2 separate regions of the Mus musculus genome follow, and region 1 is linked to region 2. Evidence: chromatin loops called from intact Hi-C (ENCODE). Cell type or tissue: left cerebral cortex. All regions are shown on one strand. Each heading gives the region's core, and the rest is flanking DNA. Links, peaks and the distances in the headings are about the cores only.

Region 1 (9,943 bases), core at 1,086-9,085, 810 kb after region 2:
GAGTGTATGCATTGTGTGTAGTGTGTATGTATGGTGTGTGTGTGTGTGTGTGTGTGTGTGTGTGTGTGTATGTGTGTGTGAGAGAGAGAGAGAGAGAGAGAGAATATGTGTGGTGTATGTTTGTGTGTGGTGTGTATATGAGAGAATGTATGTGTTATATGTGTAGAGTGTATGTGTGCATGGGAGTATTTGTGTGGTATGTGTGTATTTGCATGTATGTGGGTATAAATGTGGTATGGTGTGTGTGTCTGTGTGTGTGGTGGGTATTTGCATACAAAGCTATACACATTCCACGGTGCATTTGTGAAGACCAGAGGACAACTCTTTATGTGTCAGTTCTTTCCTCCTATCTTACTTTGAGGCAGAGTCTCTCTTGACTCTGTCCCTATGGTACGTTCATGAGCTTCTAGCCAGTCCTTCTATCTCTTCTCCCATCTTGGCTGGGGTGACATATGCAAGCCACCAAGCTGAGTTCTAAGAATGGAAGTCTGGTCTTCAGTGTTTTTTGCTTGCTAAGCCATCTTTCCCAGCCCTCATGGTGCTAAATTAAAAGTTCCTAGACACACCAAGATGAGCAAAAAGAAGCGAGTCCAAAGTAGTTCATGGTGTTTTCTTTTACCCAAAATACCGCCATTTTGTTCTATCCTGTGAACGGGAGGCCTAGGAGAGCAGCGGATGCCTGACTGGCACCATTTATTACAGCAGGCATTGACAGATGTGTTCTTCTGCACAAAGCCAACTGGTAGACACCAGCTCTGCTCCAGGAATCATGCTCATCAGAGACACTCCAACATAACAGACAGGACCCCCCTCCATCCCTGGGCAAGGAATAAGACATATTTAAAACTCAGAACTTAATGTCACTCCTCTTTCAGGAGGAATGATGTTGGAAAAAACCCAAATATTAGTCAACTGATGGGTATACAGGTCAGATGGAATATTAGTCAGCTCTCAAAAAGAATAAAGTACTTATTTGTGATCAGTATGAATAGACTATGCTAAAAGAAATAATCCAGCAATGAAAGGCTATACATTTCCTCCGTTCTGTTCTCATAAAATGTCAAGAAGTGTCAAGCCCTGATACAGAAAGCAAATTTATGGAGTGTGAAGTAGGTGTAGTTGAGAATAAGTATGTGGTCTCTTTGGTTGACAAAATGTCCTAGACATAGATTTTCATGTTGGTCACACAACTCTGTGACTACGGAGTTGAAAAATTGAAGGACTGTGGTCTCCGAGAGACGATAGACCCTGTCCTCTCCAAGCTGCTTCTGATCAGGGTGTTTATCTCAGCAACAGAACGCTAGCTAAGACAGTCACCATGCCCACAGAAGCCATCTCTTGCCCTCAGAAGGTCCTGGGGGATGCACACAAGGGGTATCACCCACACTTGAGAAGACAGGAGGAAGAGGAAGTCTAGACAGACCTTAGAAATGGACTCAGAGCTGTCTGTGCCATCTAGCAAGGGCAAGCGGTTGAGTAGCTAGCTAACGGGCCACACTGCTCATTGCAAGTCAGAATTAGAAGACCTTCTGGGTTTTCATTCACACTGGGTCCAAAAGAAACCCCCTTTCTAATCCACTCTGCCTGTTGGAGACAAAGCGTCTTCCCTACAGACACAATGCATTCGCACAGAGCATTGGCAGGTGTTCTTTACTGAGCACCTCATCTGCAGCCAGTTTTGGACAGGATTCTGGGGAGTAGGGGGACCAAGGCTCTCGGAAAGGCAGCAGCATCTATAGGACAACACATTCGGCAGATGTCCACAGGGCTGCAGAATGGGCAAAGTGATGGAGCAGCTGCCACAAGCCTGGAATGAAACACATCATCCAACCCGAGAAGATGAGGAACAGGGGACCCCTAGGAAAGGAGAGCCCATGCAAGGAAGGGTAAAGCTGCTATGCCTGTCACCCAAGCACACAGGAGGCTAAGGCAGGAGGATCATGCGTGATGAGATGAGTCCAAACTATATAGTGAAACCCTACCTGGGGGTGGCAGGGAAGGTTCAAATACCCAACTACCTATTGGGCTATTTCCTAGGAGACAGGGAGAGCCAGCCTCAGCATCCGCATCTAGCACGAGAGATAATCATCTTGTGGTACTCAGCATAGTGGCTGGGTCACATAAAGCGCTCAATAAAGTCTCGGCAATAATTGCTACGGAAAGGTTTTAGAAGACTCATTATATGATAATACTACCAGCCATTCATACGACACCTGTTGTTCGAGAGACACTTACCTGTCGCCGTCAGGGCACTGGTAATGTTGTGCACACTGCACTCTTCTGAATATTTATCACAGCTTGAAAATGCACCCAAAGGGCAGTCCCCGCCTGCTGTCTCCCACCAGAATGAGAGCCCCGCAGAGGAGGAGCCTATAGCTAATAGTGACACGGGAGCTAAAGTTCAGTAGGGTCTGAGGAGGCAGCTCGGCTGAGAGAGTGCTTATCTGGCAAATGTGTGGACCTTAGTTGGATCCCAGAACCCATGAGGAAAAGAAACATGTGGGTGGAGACATGCTCCTATAATCCAGAACTGGGGACGTAGAGACAGCAGAGTCCCCATGCTCACTGGCCAGCTAGGCACACGTGCATGCATGCATGCATGTACACACACTATAAATCGTGATCTGGCCGAATGATGATCCCATGTATAGCAATCCACAGAAATAGGTTTTACAGCCCTAGATACTCCAAATGAAGGCTCTGAAGTATACAGAAAGGCCACCCAGCCTGTAGTGTAGCCCCCAAATGTTTTAGAAAGAAGGCCAGATTCAAAGGCCATATATGCTTGAAGGAAAATGGGCTCGAGAGGAGTTGTCAGGCTAGAAAGGTTTTCAGGAGGTTGGTGAAGGAAGTGGGTGGGTGAACAGGTGGGTGGGTGGATGAATGAACGTATGAACTGATGGATGGATGGAGAATAGATGGATGGATGGATGGATGGATGGATGGATGGATGGAGAACAGATGGATAGATGGAAGATGGATGGATAGAGAATGGATGGTTGGATAGATGATGGATGTTGGAGGGATTGATGGATGGATGGGTAGGTGAATTGTGGATGGAGGAGTGGGTGGATGGGTTGTAGATAAATGGATGGTGGATGAATGGAGGGAGAGGTGGATGGTGGATATACAGATGGTGGAGGGAGGGATGAATTATGTGAGTGGATAGGTCAGGGGCTAGATGTATGGTTGAGTGGATACACGGTAGATGGGTGAGTGGTAGATGGAGGGATGGAAGGGTGAATAAACAGATGGATAAACATTAAGGTAGGTGGGTAAATGAGTGGATTGTAGGTGGATGGATACATAGGTGGGGTGAGATAAATGGAAAGATGGATGGCCATACGTAGGATAGATATATAGGTAGGTGGGCAGTTGGATTGTGGGTGGGTAGATAGGTAGATACATAGGTAGATGGGTGAGTGGGTCACAGATGGGTGATGAGAAGACCCTCAGAGGCACCCAGTCCCCTCGTATGGAGTATTTTATACATACAGTGACTGTTTTATTAACCGTAACCAAAATAGATATAAAACTGCTGTCCTGATGATTAAAGCAGATTCGGTACCATCATGAGATTCCGGGAATATAAAAACCCTCTCCACGAGGCCTTCATACCAATTTTTTTCTAAGACTCGCATGCTAAATCCTTCTTCCCTTTTTCCCTCCGAGTCAAATAAAGCATAGATCAGCCTTTAGCCTGTCATGCCTTCGGCAGATTTTCAAATCCTGAGTGCTGAGGCTTTAAATTATTCTGTACCTAACTTGGTTAAGCGGCACCTGAGTCTAGCTAGGATAATCTGATTGTCAGAAAAACAGAGAGGGCCTGACCTGCAAATGGTCCTGCGGATGCTGCAGCTGTCCAGGAGACTGATGAAGGCAGCTGAGAACGGCTCTGAGAGATGGCTGCTGTCCAGTCGAGTTCAAGCTCACACCCAGTCATGAAACCCCCAGATGGTGCTTCTTCCTTACCAAAGACACTCCAAAGGCAAACCTGGAGCTTTGCTCTCCTGTTCTTGGGCCTCCTCCTCCCTAGCTTCCCCTCCCCCTCTCGAAAACACAAATACTCACACCCCCTGCTGTGTTCGTGGCTATAGTTGATGAAATATATAAAAATAGTTTAAGAGAAAGCCCCACCACAGTGTCTTCCTATTTCCTTTGAAATTCTCCCATTACCAATGCCTTCTTTTGCACTGAGCACTGCCCTCTTGTGGCCTGATCATGTCATTTAAAAATCATAGTCAAAGAATTCGCCACCAGGACTTACATGGCTATTTCTTAGAGACAATAAAGAAACCAGAGAAGTGTCTTTTGCAACATGCTCATGTCTGTGAAGTGGATGCTGTGTAATTCTGACACTTAACACCCAAGAGAAAATGCTGCAGCCTGGTATACCTGCTCAAATTAGATCATTTAGCCATGGCATCTTTGGGGACCAACTCCTAGATTAAGTTACTGCAAAAGTTGCTTCTCTTATTGCCAAATATCCAACAAGAAGCAACTTAAGGGAAAGAATTTATTTTGGCTTACTGTTATTTACTGGGGCGGGTGGAGGGGGGAACATGGCGGCAGGAGGTAGCTGGAGACTTTGTATCTACAGGAAACACAGCAGACATACTACAGCAAACCTCACATCTTCTACCAGGGCTCTACTACCTTCCAAAACAGCGCCACTGTAGACCAAACAAACAAACGCACAAGCCTTAAAAGAACATTTCTCACTCAACCACCATGGCCCCCTTCTCAAATAACCATTGGGCCAGGCATGCTATCTGTGGGTTTCTTCTTCAATTAGCTAATCTCAAACCAGAGTTTTCAAAGGAACAATGGGCAGGTGGGTGCAATGGGAGCTCTTTGATTTCCAAATTTTACTCCTTTTTAAAGGTGAACAATATTCCACTGTACAGAGAGACCACATCCATCACCTTTTGATGGACACATCGGTTGTTCCCACCTGTTGACTATTGTAAGGAACGATGCTATGAACATTGGTGTGCAAGAATTTGAGTCTGTGTCTTTCTATCTTTCCCTGTTGCTGTGGTCAAATACTCTGACAAAAGGAACAAAGGAGAGAAGAAGGTCTCTTCTGGCTCACAGCTGCAGGTTACAGTGCATCACAGCTGAAGGAACTGGTCACTTGGCATCCATAATCAGGAAGTAGAGAGTGGAGAATCAGGCTGCTAATCTGCTCTAAATTCTCTTCCTGGGGAATGGTGCCACCCACAGTGGGCAGGTCTTCCCACCTCAATTAACCTGATTATGATAACTCCCCATAGGTATGCCCAGAGACCCATATCCCAGTTGATTCTAGATCCTGTCAAGTTGGCAACACCCCACTGCACGCCCTGCTTTTAATTCCAGATGAAGTATTGTGTTGTGCCCAGTCATTAAAATCCATTCCCTTCTTCTCCAGCTTGACTTCTTTTCATGGTTCGCAATGTTCTTCCTTCTGCCACTGGGTTTAGGTTGCTTCCTCCAGGACTCTCTATCCATGTGGTAGCCTAGAAATTTGTGTAGCCACTCCTGTCCTCCAAGAGGCCCCAGGAGTCATCTCAAACTGGACTCTCTTTCCCTCCCATGGAGCTATGCTTCTGAGACAACTGGGGAGGTGACCTTGATTGAGTCCCCGGAGTTTTCCTGCCATGCTAATTCCAGGACAATGTCTCCATCACCAGCTTCCTTTAACCAACAAAGAAGATTAATATAATCCTACACAAGTTAGCCACCAAGCAAATGTTTACTGGATGATTAAAGAGCAGGATATTAAAATAATCTAATTTCTTTGGAACTGGGCCAACACCTCCTTAGGTTTAGCTACAGTACCACCTATACAGGACATGTCAATGTTTCATGGTGTTAGACTGACAGGCCTTAACCATCTTGTGTCTCTTGTGCTTGCTGCATAAGCACAGGTTAACAGAGCATACTGCTCTTGTGCAGAACCCAAGTTTGGACACCATTATCCACGCCAAACACTCACAACCACCTGTAACTATATCTTTAGATCTGATGACCTCTTCTGGACTCTGCAGGTACCTGCACTTGTCTGTGTGTGTGTGTGTGTGTGTGTGTGTGTGTGTGTGTGTGTGTGTGTGTATCTGTGTCTGTCTGTGTGCCTGTGTATGTGTCTGTATGTGTCTGTGTGTCTATGTATGTGTGTGCATGTGTCTATGTATGTTTGTGTGTGTGCATGTGCTACACACCACACTATGCACGCGCACACACACATACACACAGCCAGGTATGCTGGTACACACCACTGATCCAAGTACTGGGAAGTGGAAGCAGAAAGATCTTTAGAGTTCACTGGCTGATATGCCTAACCAAATTGGTATGCCCCAGATCCCAGTGAAAGGCCCATCTCAAAACTATGGAGGACTACTAAGGAATGTCACATGCACACACATATGCATTCTCACCCATGAACACATCACACACATAAATAAATAAATAAATAAATAAATAAATAAATAAATAAATAAATCCACGCTAAATAAATAAGGTATGTATTTTAGACTGGTTAGGGAACAGAGGACGATGCAATGAAAATGTCTTGATACGTATTTGTTGGGGCTTGTGTTCTCCCACATCCAACTACGAGAGGAGGGGTTCCCCTCCCCTCAAGTCAAGAGGAAAAGGCTCAAAGAATCTGGTAGGCTTCCTGTTTTGTGGGCTGAGGCAGAGTACTAGAACCTCAGCAGGAGTTCAAGGCATGCCCGATGTGTTAGAATAGTAGCTTGAGTCTAAACATAGCACACCAGGCCAAAGCAGTTCCACATGTAAGATGTGTAAGAGGTTTATTGGGAGAGAGAGGGGCAAGGTGGTGGCAGAAAGAAAAGGGGGGAAGAGAGAGGAGGGAGACAGACAGACAGACAGACAGACGGGGGTGGCTTTATATATGAGTAATGACATGGGTGATGACATAACACAGATAAAGGTGGGAGATGAGCCAAGTGGATTCCAGAAATATGGTGGCTGTTGACTTGGCAACAGGTCTGCAGGTCCCACCTATGTGATGTCACGGATTTCGGAGGTCCTGACAATGCCAACAATGCCTAGGTGGAGTTTCCTGAACCTGGGAGCAAAGGGGAGAAAGGGCTTCACTGGGAGCAGGCTGACTTTGCATAGATGGGCAAGTCAGAGAGATGTATAGGCTGATTGGGGACGTTGTAAAGGGCACTCCGTGGATATCACTTGGCCATGTCTTCTCCCAGCTCTCTTCTGAGAGCACTCTATCTCGCCATGCACTTCCAGGGAACCAGCCGATTCCGGTTATATCCCATGACTGTACCAAAATACCTGTCACAAACAACTGAAGAAAAGACTTGCTCTGGTCCTGATTTCAGAGATGATAATCCAGAAGTCTCAACTCCATTGACAGTGAGGTCATGACAGGCGGAGTATTATGGTGGAACCAAGCTCATCTTATGGATCATAGGAAGCAGAAAGAGGCAGGGAGGAGTCCAAGATAAGATACAGCCCCAAGCACACACCCCCCCTACTAACTTGCTTTCCCCGGTTAGCCTCCCACCTCCTATGCATCCCACAAGACCACCAATGAAGACTCATAGGGAGTCAAGGCAGGCCAGCATGAGCAAATCTGTCCACACTGGAAGAATCTGCAGCTGCCAGTTGCCAGGAGAGATCAGGGAACCACAGCAAGAGAGAGAGCCTCACACTAAGATCTTGTTCCTTCGTTTCCCAAGTCTAGTGACCCTAAGCCCTCTGCCGAGGCCACACCTGAGTGGAGAATGGAATCTCACAGGACAGAAGCAAAGGGGACGGAATACAGGAGGCAACCACCAGAGTGAAAGAGGAGAAGGGTGTGAAGCTAAAGACATCAGACGCAGAGCTCTGAGAAAGGGAAGCCTAGGAGGTCAGCCCAGCCTGACTGTCTCCATAACAGCGCAGGGAAACTCAATTAAGCGCAAGTAGTGGAACAGCACAGGAGTCAAATCGCATGCAACGTCGTGAGAAAATAACAATTCTCACACAACAAAGGCAGGTCAAGTGTACACAGCCACGGAGAGCGGGAGAGAGGGAGCCAGAAACTCTCGCCTAATATCTCAAAACGGATGAGACAGAATTGAGAGAATTGTGGCTGGGTGATAGTTATATATTACAAGTCCCTACAGAATAAACCCAAAAGCTATGTGTTGAGGCACATACCTGTGGCTCCTGATGTTGGAGAAGTCCAGGTGAAATGGCCCCAAGTTCGAAGCCAGATCCTGCCTCAACCACACTTCCTACCCCCCACCCAAAGAATTTGAGAAAATCAACCCAAAAGACCTCTATTTATCCATCCATCCATCCATCCATCCATCTCTATCTCCCTCTCTTTCTCCATCTCATAAGCACATAATTACACGCCATTCTGCACATGAATCAGATGCCAGAGGACAATTTATAGGATTGGTTCTCTCCCTCTAACCAATGGGATGCAGGGGTCAAACTTGGGTTTGTGAGATTTTGTGGCAGGCAACTTTGCACCCAGAAGGCTTTTGATAATGATCATTGAGGAACTTAGGAGATTGCTCAGTGGATAAAGCATTTCCATGCAGTCATGGAGACCAGACTGACAGAACCCATAAAAATACCAGAGGGCATGGCAGCCCGACTGGAATTCTATCCTCAGAAGCCAGAGACAGGGCATCTCCAGGGCAAACTGGCCAGCAAGACTAGCCATATCGGTGAGCTCTGGGTTTGATTGAGAGACCCTGCCTCTATGGATAAGGTGGAAGTGTGAGGGAGGGTGACTCCCAACATCAGCCCTGGGCCTCCACATGCATGTGCAGTACCCACGACACACACACACACAAACATGCATACACAGACATGCACATTCTATACACATACACACCCTCATACACACACACACACACACACACATACACATTCCCACCAACAGGCAAACACAGACATGCACATGTCACACACACAAATAAAAAATGAAAAAAAATAAGATAATAACAGCAGCATTGATTTAAAAGAAAAAAAAAAAACTACAGAAAATACCCACTCACCTCCAAGATAAATGAAGTCAACATTTCATTCTAGAAATCATGAAATGACCGACCTATTTAAAATCCTCAAGGATATAAAAAGTGAGCCATAACTCTCTATCCAAAGCTGATGTTCAAACAAAATTAAATTGGGAAAGCAATTCCCTAAATATTCAGAATAAAGCAAAACAAACAGATCTAAATACATATTCAGTTGGTAGCTACCATAACCACATAGACAAGAGTGGTTTTTAACATCTTTAAAGAAAACTTACCTTATGCCTCAATAATATTTTTAAATTAAAAAAGTAACAGTACAGTCAGAAGAGTTAAAAACAAGTGTTCAAACAATTTTATTACGATTATTCGCAACGGCCAGAAAGTTGGGAGAGTACAGCCTACCACTGATGGATTGGTAAGAAATATTTGGTGTATCGTAATCTAGTTTCTATTTCTAACAGTGATATCTTAGAGCAGATGCCATGGAGGGGTACTGCTTACTGGCTTGCTCCCATGGCTCGCTCAGCCTGCTTTCTTTGAGAACCCTGGACTGCCTGCCCAGGATGGCTCCGCCCACAATGGGCGGGGCGCGGGGCCATCCCCCATCAATCACTAAGAAAATGCCCTACTGGCTTGCCTACCGATTGTTCCTATGAAGGCATTTTCTTATTGAGGTTCCCTAATCTTAGATGACTCTAGCCTGTGTCGACTCGACACAAAATTAGTCAGCACAAACAGAATATGGTTCAGCTGTTTTAAAATTAAAAAAAGAAAGAAAGAAAAGAAAAGGAAAGAAAAGAAAAGAAAAGAAAAGAAAAGAAAAGAAAAGAAAAGAAAAGAAAAGAAGAGAAAAGAAGAGAAAAGAAGAGAAAAGAAAAGAAAATGGAGCTGGAGAGATGGCTCAGTGGTTAAGAGCACTGACTGCTCTTATAGAGGTCCTG
Region 2 (9,943 bases), core at 1,051-9,050:
CAACTTGGTTGGCACTGCAGCAGGACCTCAGGAAACCACTCCCACTGTCCCCCGCCCCCCAATGGCACTCACAGGCCAGCAGTGATAAACATCTGGAAGACAGAGTCCTGGTTCTCGAGACATTTGATATGAACAAAATTAGAAGCTAAGGAAACATCCCAGAACTACTCTTTTTAAAGGGAGTCTTGCTTTGTGGCCCAGAAATCTCTCAAGTTCCTGACTCTCATGTGTCTGCCTTCCAGGTGCAGTCACCACCCCTGGGCTCCAAAATCACTTCTTTTAATACTATTACAGAGGTCATGTAGCAATATGCGAAAAGCCTCACAAGTTCAGTCCCGGCCCACAGGGCACTGCGTGAGATGGCAATGCAGCTGGGTAGTAGCTCCGAGGTGGAACACTGCAGAACCGGCAGCCATGCCATTGAGAACATTGAGTGTGAGATCGCAGTGGAGCTGCACGGTGATGTCACAGGGCAATGCAGTGTTCCTGAACGATAATGCTGGAGTCCACACACCTGGAGTCAGCCACTCATATGAGAATGCACTAGGGGCTGGCTCAGTGGCTCAAGGGCTTGCTGTGCAAGCTTAGGACCCGAGTTCAGATCCCACAGAACCCACGTATTAGTCAGACAGGCATGGCAGGCCGCCTATAATTTCAGCCTGGGGAAGGCTGGAGGTGAGGGATACTCAGAACAAGCAGGCTGGCAAGGTTAGCCATATTCAGTGAGCTCTGGGTTTTATTGAGAGATCCTGCCTTATTGAATAAGGTGGTTCTGGGTTTGATTGAGAGACCCTGCCTTATTGAATAAGGTGGAAGCACCATGGAGCATCTTCAGGCTTGGAGCCGCTACATGCACACACACCCGTGTGCATGTGCTCCCAATACACAAGTGACCTCACACGTGCAAACAGGTATACACACACACATGCACACCATGTGCTAAATATTTAGCACACGTACACAAAAGAATGAAAATAAGATTAAAGACCACAGTGAACGCAATGACATGGGGCACGGGGCGCTTGCTTGTGGTGACGGCCCTTGGTGTTATTGGCTTAAGTGTTTGCTGTTCTGTGTTTTTTATAGTTTTGAGAGTACAGTTCTCTTATTTGTATAAAATCCCCAGTTGCTCCAAGCCAGGCTGCTGTGTTGTTGCCAATGGCAGCCTTGGGTGGTTTCGACTGGGTCGATAGCTATCTTTGGTGATGGATTTAATGATAGGTGGGAGGCAGGCTGGACCACCTAGATTTGTATGGGCACATTCTAGTGATGGTGAGACCCAACACGGCATTTCTCAGGTGTCCCCATCATAGTGCATAGCTGCCTGCTCCCCAGCCCAGCAGTGCCACTGCCATGCAAAGAAATCAGGTAGCTTCCCCACAAGGATATCTGCCACAGCAGTGTGAGTCACCATGCCAAACCCTTGATGCCCCAGCAACCCGGCCTTTGTGGGGCAAAGCCATGGTTGGCCTGGGCAGTGAAGACGGTTCGGTTCTGCTGCTTCCTGTTGCTATAGATGCGTGGTTATTGACATGGAAGAGTGGCAGCGGAATATAATTTCACGTGGAAATGCAGCTTATGTGTAAAGAAATTCAATTATACAGATGCCCATATTTCCTCTGTCTAGAAATTTCTCACAATTTTCTATCATCTCGTACAGTCGACTTTTTTTTTTTTAAATTGATGGCAAAGAATCCATGTCATAATAGAGTAATATGGAAGTAAACACAATAAATCAACAATAGAGATGTCGTATCAGGGTGTCGGAATTATAAGTTAATTAAACAATCATTTTGACTCGGGTTGTTCCTTTTCCTAATTTTCTGTAATTTACATATATTAATTCTAATTAAATAATGGTGTCTTTCATGTTTGCAGGGCAACTCCTGACTAATTCTCTCGATGCGCAAAAATATAAATGTTTAATGCTGATTTGAATTGAGTTGTCTAAGGTCCTGGAGTGATGTGAGCAAGCCGTTTTATGCATGGCATCAGGCAGGCTCCGGATGGGAAGCCAGACTCATGCCACGTAGTTCTGTAGAAAAACAGAACAGTTAGAGAACGGTTGGAAAGCCAGGGGAGTAAAAGGAAACTCTGGATGTACCTTGGCCAGCCATCAGGCAGGACGAAGGGAAGGGGGCCCGAGAAGCCCTGGGGTTGGCTTGCCTGGCACCGGATGTCAAGTTCAGTTCTCCTGAGAGACAGACAAGAAAACCCTTGGGCCCTCCCTTTCTCCCACTCTGATTTCCTGCTGGAATTTTCAATTGTTTAAACCTAGGGATCCTGGGAAATGTAGTTTTTAAGGATGTGCTCCCCATATGGGATTCAAGAAATGATGGCCCAGAGGAGATGGTTTGGGGGCTGTGGCACCGGTTTAGTAATTGGGTCCTCCCTGAGTCTGGGTTAGCAAGGCTTAAGTGGCCTTTTGGACTAGAGGGCTGGTTCTTGCTTTGACTTAAGTAGGTTGCCGTAGACCGTAACTGTAGATGGTCCTCATCCTTTGATGCTAAGCTGGTGTTTCCAGTATTTCCCAAGGCTTTGCGGTACAACCGGGGTCTTTCCCTGTTACTTCCTCTGGAAACCTTCACCAAAAGCCGTTGTGGTAGTCAGTTTTCCATCACTGTGACAAATGCCCTACGTGGCCAACTTACAAAGAGAAAAGGTTTATTCTTTCCCACACAATGAGGCTGTGATGGACTGGACCATGGCTTTGAAACATTCCAGACCTGTGATTCTAGGCTATTTATAACCCTCTTAGGTGTTCCTCCCTTTCCGGGAGACCACTGAAAGTTGTGCATCTTTATAGGTACCACCTCCTCCGTTAGACGTAATGCCTTTGACCATTGACACTGGGACTTTTTTACCCAGGGGACACAAATCCCAAAGGGCTCCACAATGAAGAATGCATTCCCAATACAAAGCTAGAAGCATTGCAGGAAGTCCGGGAACAATCGACAAACCGGATGTATGTGAGCACTGTGCAAAGCCTGCGTATGCCTAGCTACTCCATGACTTAGCCTGGGTGCAGGGGACACGCCTTAGGGACAGTTCACTTTGGTTATCTGTCCCTGCTCTACTTGGGTGTGCCATTGGCTTTTGGAGCCACTGGTTTTCCTGTTGCTCTTGGATATGGGTGGTGACATTGTCTCTGCCCTGAGTATCTCTCCTGTGTTGAAAACATCCCACTGGTGGTGTGAGGTGTGCCTACAAGGACTGTGACAGATGCCTTGTGGAGTCTCATTTGGTTGGAGAGAAAGGGCTTTGCCCTCAACAGGTGGCCCGGGTCTGTTACTTAAATCGGACTGCTACTGAGTGAGCCACGTTCCCTTCCAGAGCCTCAGTTTCCCCATCTGTTCAATGGAGCTCCTGCTAAGCCTACCAGCGACATTCACCTCTTCCCTACCCATTATCCCAAGGACATTCCTACTCAGACACGTGATGTTACCTGTCTGTGCCACATTGCAATCCCATCTTATAAGGGATCAGTGGAGACTTTAGTGGAGAGGATGCGCGCCACGGTGAACAAGACACTGTCGAGTGGCAAAGCCTGGGCATGGCACTGGGCTCAAGTGACATCAGAGCAACTTCTCTGTGTGAGAGGGTTGTCACTATGTAGCCCAGGCTTGACCTGAACTCATGATCTTCCTGCCTCACCCCCCACACCTCCAGTGCTGGGATTACAGGCACACACCACCATAGCCTGCATGTGTTCTTAATGACACTAGTCTCTCTCCCCCGATAGGATAGGGTCCTGTATCACATAGTAGGGACTAGCTGTTGATCTAAAAATAGCTTATCCTCTGAATTTCTGTCTATAAGGTAGAAAATCGGCACAATCTGTTGAAGGTCATGGTCAGAGGACCAATCTTCTAAGTCTGTGTTTTATGGAAGGATGTTCTAAACTCATCTTTGTCAGACCTGAGACTCTGATCTTCTGGAATCAGATTAAGATGGGAATGAATTCTGCTAAATGTGCTGGGAGTTGATACAGACATCAGGGAACAGCTGGGAGGTTCCCCGGAGCTGTGAGGGGGAGGGGAGGCTGTTTGAAAAGACAGAGATTTCTTGCAGAACCCAGGATCACCTGCTCAGAGATGACCCACCCCACCTACAGTGGGCAGGGACTTTGCAAATCAATCATTAATCAAGAAAATGCGCCCCTGCGGGACCCCCCCCCCCCCCGGCACTCATGCCTACAGGCTAATCTTATAGAGGCCTTTTCTTAATTAAGCTCTCCTTTTCCTAGGTAGGGTCGAGGTTTGTGTCAAGTTGACAAGAGACAAACAAACAAATAAAAACTAACAATCAGAGCCACATAAAGGGTACCTGGGACACACCGGTGAGGGGCATGAAGGACCTTGGCCACAGCACACGCTACAAAGTGAAATATGAATTTTTCTGTTGAGTTCAATTCATCACAAACCTCTTTGCCCAGGGCCGGTGGCCCTCCCCTTCCCCCACCTTCTTATGAACCCAGGGGACATGCCGTCACGCCTGGACATTGAAGGAGAGGAGAGAAGTGACAGAAGAGGGGACTGTCTTCTTGATGTGTGGTGGTGGGGAGCTATAAGGGAGTTCCTGTTTAGAACACGGAGTTTTGGGGGTGGTAAAGGGCCATAGCCCTGGGGAGGAAAGAAGCCCCTGCTGTCTGCGTTCTGAGCTCTCCTTGCTGTTTCAGACTGTGAGGAGAGACAGCTGACCGTGGGGGTACTTATTAATTATGAAGGGGACATGGTACTGCTAATGTGGTAAGGTTTGCAGATGCCAAGGGGTCAAGCTGGCCATGCGGGGACAGGCATGTTCCATGTGCCCCTCATGTGCGGACCTACTGTGTATCTGTGGAGCATCCTTCCTTCTTCTCTGTCCCAGCTTCAATGGTTTAGTTTTACCGCCCCCACCCCCGCAAGGAATCCTCCTCACCTCACGGGCATCCTTACTCCTACCTTGCCAAAAGGGAACCACAGGACCCAGAGACAGGGTGACTTCCTCAAGGTCAGGAAGACACCGGTATGGAGCGCAGCCTCCTGCTCCTGTGACCCTCATCTGACACAGGAGTCAGCGAGCTGTGACCTTCTGTACTGGGACGTGGCTAAACCCTCGTGGAAAACTGTGGCCTGTGGTAGCTTCCGGCTCCGACAGCTGCCCCTAGTGATCGTCTTACTTCCTAAAGATTTCTTCAAGCTGTCTTCCTTCCACGCCTGGCGGCAGTCTCCATCTCCATCACTGCCAGCCGTAGACAACACACAAACACACACACACACCCTTGCTCCTCCTGTTCCTTGTCCCTGCAAGCTATCAGGGCTCCAAAGCAGTGCCTGCCTGGTCTTCATCGGACACCGTGAGAAACTCCATGCTTGGTACAGGGAGCTTAACCAGGCTTACCAAGCAGAGATTCCTGCCACTATGTCACGAGTACTTGGGGCTTTTACCCACGGAATCATGTCACCGCGAGTTAAAAACAAAGAATTCTAGAGAGCGTATGAGAATATTTCCAAACTAGACAGCTGGGTAACTAACTACAAAGGGCTTCCAGGTCAGCAAGGGCAGCGAGGTGAAGATGTACCGGTAGGTGGCACTAGAAGCCATGGCTTTCGATCAAATTCCATTTTCTTTTGATCTGCCTCTCTCAGCTCTCTGCTTGATTGAAATGGAAATCGGCTGCCGGCTCCTGCAAGTCCCCCACCAGCCAGAGACTAAGACCCGTGCCAACAGCCCGTTCGCCAGTTTAAAAAGATAACAAACCATGCTTGTCTGAAAGACCAGCTATGGGCTGGAGAGATGGCTCAGGAGTTAAGACTTGCTATGAGGGATCAATGGTACAGCCGTCAGATGCTGGTAACCAACCCAAGTCTCAGTGAAGGGCTCAGGGATGTCCTTCATAACCCTGGATGAGCTTAAGGAAATAGGTTCTAGGATAGAGCTTAAATTCCACGCGTCGGGGAATGCACTAAGATTTTGAGGGAGCAAAGTAAAGACTGGTTGGAGCACCCTGGTCCAGTCTCATCAGAGAAATTTTTCTGTAATTGATTAGCAATGTCTGGCACAGCCCCTGGAGGAATCAGCACACTCAAGGGTACATGAGAGCCATAGGCAGCCTGATCAAGGAAGCAAGGGCTTCTACTCCATTGCCAGCCTTAAAGACTGGCTGGAGCACCCCGAGATCCGGTCTCATTAGAGAGATTTTTCTGTAACCAATTAGCAATGCCTGCCACGGCTCCTGAGGGGGAACCGGCACACACTCAAGGATACAGGATAGCCAGCCTGATCACCCTCAAACTGTGAGCCCAAAGAACGCCTTCCGTCCTTGGATTGCTTCAGCCAAGAACTAGCCCAGCCTACCAGTCATAGCCAGCTTCTCAGCCTTGACTTTCCTATGGAGAGCATCTAATCGTACATACGGGAGCTGACCCTACGCTGCTGGTGAGTAGAAGAAAACTAAGGGACAAAAGAGCTGGCCAGAGCTGGTTAGAGTGTGACCACAGAGCTCCTGGGGTGGGATGTCTCAGGTGCCTTCCTCAGGATGGCACTTTATGCAGACCTCATTAGGAGACATGGAGATCACCGAGGATAGCCCAGGTCTGCTACTGCTGCTGCAGGGTTAGGCTGCAATCAATCCAGCCTGTGCTTCCTGAATGCTGAGATTCCAGCCGCACTCTTGAGAATACTGTGTGGGCTCAGGATTCTCACAGTGGGCTGTGGTGGAGGACATCACATCGAGTGTCTCGGGAAGCAGAGGCCTGAGCTGATCAATCGAAGTGGCTGTAGGTGACTCTCCCTCAGTGGGGGCGGTGTCATGCAGACACCACACACCGCTCACAGAGCTTATGTCAAACTGAAAGCCAGCAGCTGATCTCTGGCCTTTCCACTCTCCCCTCCCCTTCCCATTCCTGAAGTAGGCCTAGAAAGCTAGAACTCTTGATTGCCAAGCCATAAAACCTAGAAAAGGTGCCTCCACGTGCTCCAGCAAGTTCCTCCCTTGTGTGATAAGTGTTCTGCCTCATACCTGTGTGTGTGTCTTTTGTAAGAGAGAGAGAGAGAGAGAGAGAGAGAGAGAGAGAGAGAGAGAGAGAATCTGAGTAGTCCTAGCTGAAACCTTAACACTATTTCTTAACATCTGTCATTCTTTCTCTCCTGCCCCCGACACCCACCCCCACGATCTGTTTCTTTCATCAGAAACACACATTTTCCCCGGGGCCTTCGGGCCATCATTAAGAAGACTCAGTGTCAGGGAAAAAGCAGGTTTCCGCAGACTCTGTGCCTGCCTCCTGTTGGTCCTTCCTTGCCACAGTCCATGCATAGCTGTGGAGACCAGTGACCAAAACGTGCCACTTTTCTTCCCTCCGTGGGCAATTCAGATGGAGGATGCTGCCAGCAGGAGCTGGGTATAAGAGTATGACTGGAGACTGGGGCGCAAGTGGTGGTGTGTCACTCAGGTTCTTCTGACGACCTAACACACAGAAGAACACACCTGAAGCTGGCAATGCTGTGCGGAGGCCGTGGGAGGTCACGCTAGCAAAATCAATTTAGGAGTGGGGAGCCCAGCCAAGTACTGAATAGACAGTGGTGAAGTCCATTTCATTAAATTAAAAAAAAAAATCAACATAGGTTTTTCTAAATGGCTTAAAAACAGATGAGGGGGGGGAGCGTGAAAGGGGGGGCGGGGAACATGTCACTCCTATCTTGCCAGAAAGTTGTTCACATTCTTCTCTGGAGATGACTAAAGTTGCCAAGTTTTGTAGCTACTTCTAGAGAGAGTTTACATAAATGCACACAAGCACACATACACACATGCATGCATGCAGGCAGGCAGGCATACATGCATACATACACAGAGTAACATTTGTCATGTAAGAATGAGGAACTGAACCCACAAAAAAGTGCTGGCTGCGGCACACGCCTGTAACACCAGCACTTGAGAGGTGAAGATGGGGGCTGGAGAGATGGCTCAGTGGTTAAGAGCACTGTCTGCTCTTCCAGAGGTCCTGAGTTCAATTCCCAGCAACCACATGGTGGTTCACAACCATCTGTAATGGGATCTGTTGCCTTCTTCTGGGGTGTCTGAAGACAGTTACAGTGTACTCATATAAATAGATTTTAAAAAGTAGTAGTAGTAGTAGTAGTAAAGATATGGGCTCCCAGCCTACCTAAAGCAGTGAGCTCCAGATTCAGGGAGAGGCTCTGCCTCACAAAAATAAGGTGGAGAATGATTGAGGGAGATACCCAAGGTTAATCTCTAGCCTCCACATACATGCATAGACACAGAGGAAAACACACACACACATACATACTCTCACGCACGCCCAAGTTTCTCCTATATCTATTTATGCTATGCAGTTTCTCGGATGGCTCCAGAAACCCCTATTCCCGCCTCTGTGTAACCTCTCCCTTGGGAGGTGGGCCGAGCCCAGTAACCTCCTTGGGATGAATAGAAACTGACAGAAACAGTGCCTTCTGAGATTGGGTGGCAGAGGGAGCGTGGCTTCCCCCTTGGCCATTGGCTCTTGCTCCTGGCGAGTCCAGCTTCCTAGGCCGTGAGGTTCTCCTTTAAAGGAGACCTGCGTGACAAGGAACTGAAATCTTCCACGAAGCCTGTGAGCAGCTGCCATCTGCCCACAGCCGTGCGGACTGAGCTCACGAGCTGCCACCTTTCCACACAGAGAGCCAGAGAGACCAGCTGCCCTGGGGCCATCTTGGTTGGGGCGGAGACCTGCCGCTGAGCCACACCCAGATTCCCAGTCTACAGCAGCTGGAGGTGATAAATGGCTTGCTGTCTTAAGTGGCCCACTTCTGGGGCAATGTACAACACAGCAATACATCACTGAAACGAAGCCATGGGGGACGAGCCCTCCCTGGGAGACAGGTAGTGCTCAGGGTTATATAAACTCATTTAATTTCTCTTCAGGCTCTGATCACGGCTTTACAAGAACTTCCCAGACCGTAGCGGTCCAAACGCTTTCCAAGGTGTGCACCAGCCTGGACACGGCTTCCTGGTGGTGTGGCTGGCTCCATGCCCAACTTACCACAAGGGGCCAAGCGACGGCAGCCTAACTGTAATTAGTAACACGTGATACTGGTACAGGTTTGTGTGATTCACCGTGGCTCTTCCGCCTATGTAAGCATCTTGTCTTGCTCATGTCTTCCCTGGATTCTACCCTCTCTTGCTCTGTTCTCTTTCACAAAATCCCCTTCCCCATTGTTCTATAATCTTCCTTCAGATCATTAAAAAATTTTTTTTCATACATGACATTGAAAGCGTATTTGAATGTGCCCTACGTGTGCAGGACATGCTCTTGTTCCTTGAGGCAGGGTCTGTCACTAACCTGGAGCTACGGTGGTGGCCATCGAGGCCCCAGAGGGGTCCTCCTGTTTCTACCCCTGCCCAGTGCTGGTGTTAAACGTGTGTGAGTTTCCCTGCCCAACTTTCTGCATGGGTGCTGGGGATTTGAACTCAGGTTGTCGTAGGTGTGCGGCAAGCACGTTTTGCTTTGACATATTTCACTTAGCACAATATTCTCTGGCTCCTGGCCTTTGCTTCCAGATGACCTGAATGTACTCCTTTGTTTCTGAGATATCATTCAAACCAGATCCATTGTATACGTGAGCAACCTTTGCTCTGTCCACTCCTCTGTTAATTTGCATCTGGGCTGATTCCGTGTCTCGGCTGTTGGGAGTCACGCCTCGGAGAGGGTGTACTAAGGTATCATTGTGGCGCGCTGAGTTCACTTCCTCCGGATGTAATATCAAGAAGTTACTCAGCTGGAGCCTGAATAGTTCTGATTTTAGATTTTTGAAGAACAACCATCCCGATTCCCACAGTAGCTGCACTAGTTCACATCCTCCCCGCCAATAACATATGAGACTTCCCTTTACCCACCAACCCCATTCTTGTCAGGATGTTTTTGTTGTTGAGACTTTATTGGTGTGCATGCTGAATTTTGCATCT

The links. Hi-C counts contacts between places; a loop is a spot of excess contacts. Peaks named below come from ENCODE experiments on the same cell type or tissue, not always from the same donor. Only the 100,000 strongest peaks of a DNase experiment are listed, where the experiment ranks them.
Region 1: it touches region 2 in a loop (1.8-fold over the local background); 4 of 42 quality-filtered maps call a loop at or near these places.

Annotation. Positions count from the first base shown.
Region 1 is chr5:117,033,298-117,043,240 of GRCm38, forward strand. No RefSeq gene overlaps it. Among named protein-coding and RNA genes, the nearest start is that of Gm30028, 20 kb to the left of the region's middle. In left cerebral cortex, for the core only: a CTCF peak has its summit at 4,212 (motif pointing left); a DNase peak (open chromatin) is centred at 4,205.
Region 2 is chr5:116,226,397-116,236,339 of GRCm38, forward strand. The region is part of intron 1 of Ccdc60 (coiled-coil domain containing 60); the gene reads right to left. Gm36502 (a long non-coding RNA gene) reads left to right here and starts at 5,674. Exons shown (of 4, transcript XR_001784946.1): 1 at 5,674-6,420; 2 at 8,903-9,079. In left cerebral cortex, for the core only: a CTCF peak has its summit at 5,552 (motif pointing right); DNase peaks (open chromatin) are centred at 2,196, 5,593 and 6,657; H3K4me3 peaks cover 303 bases.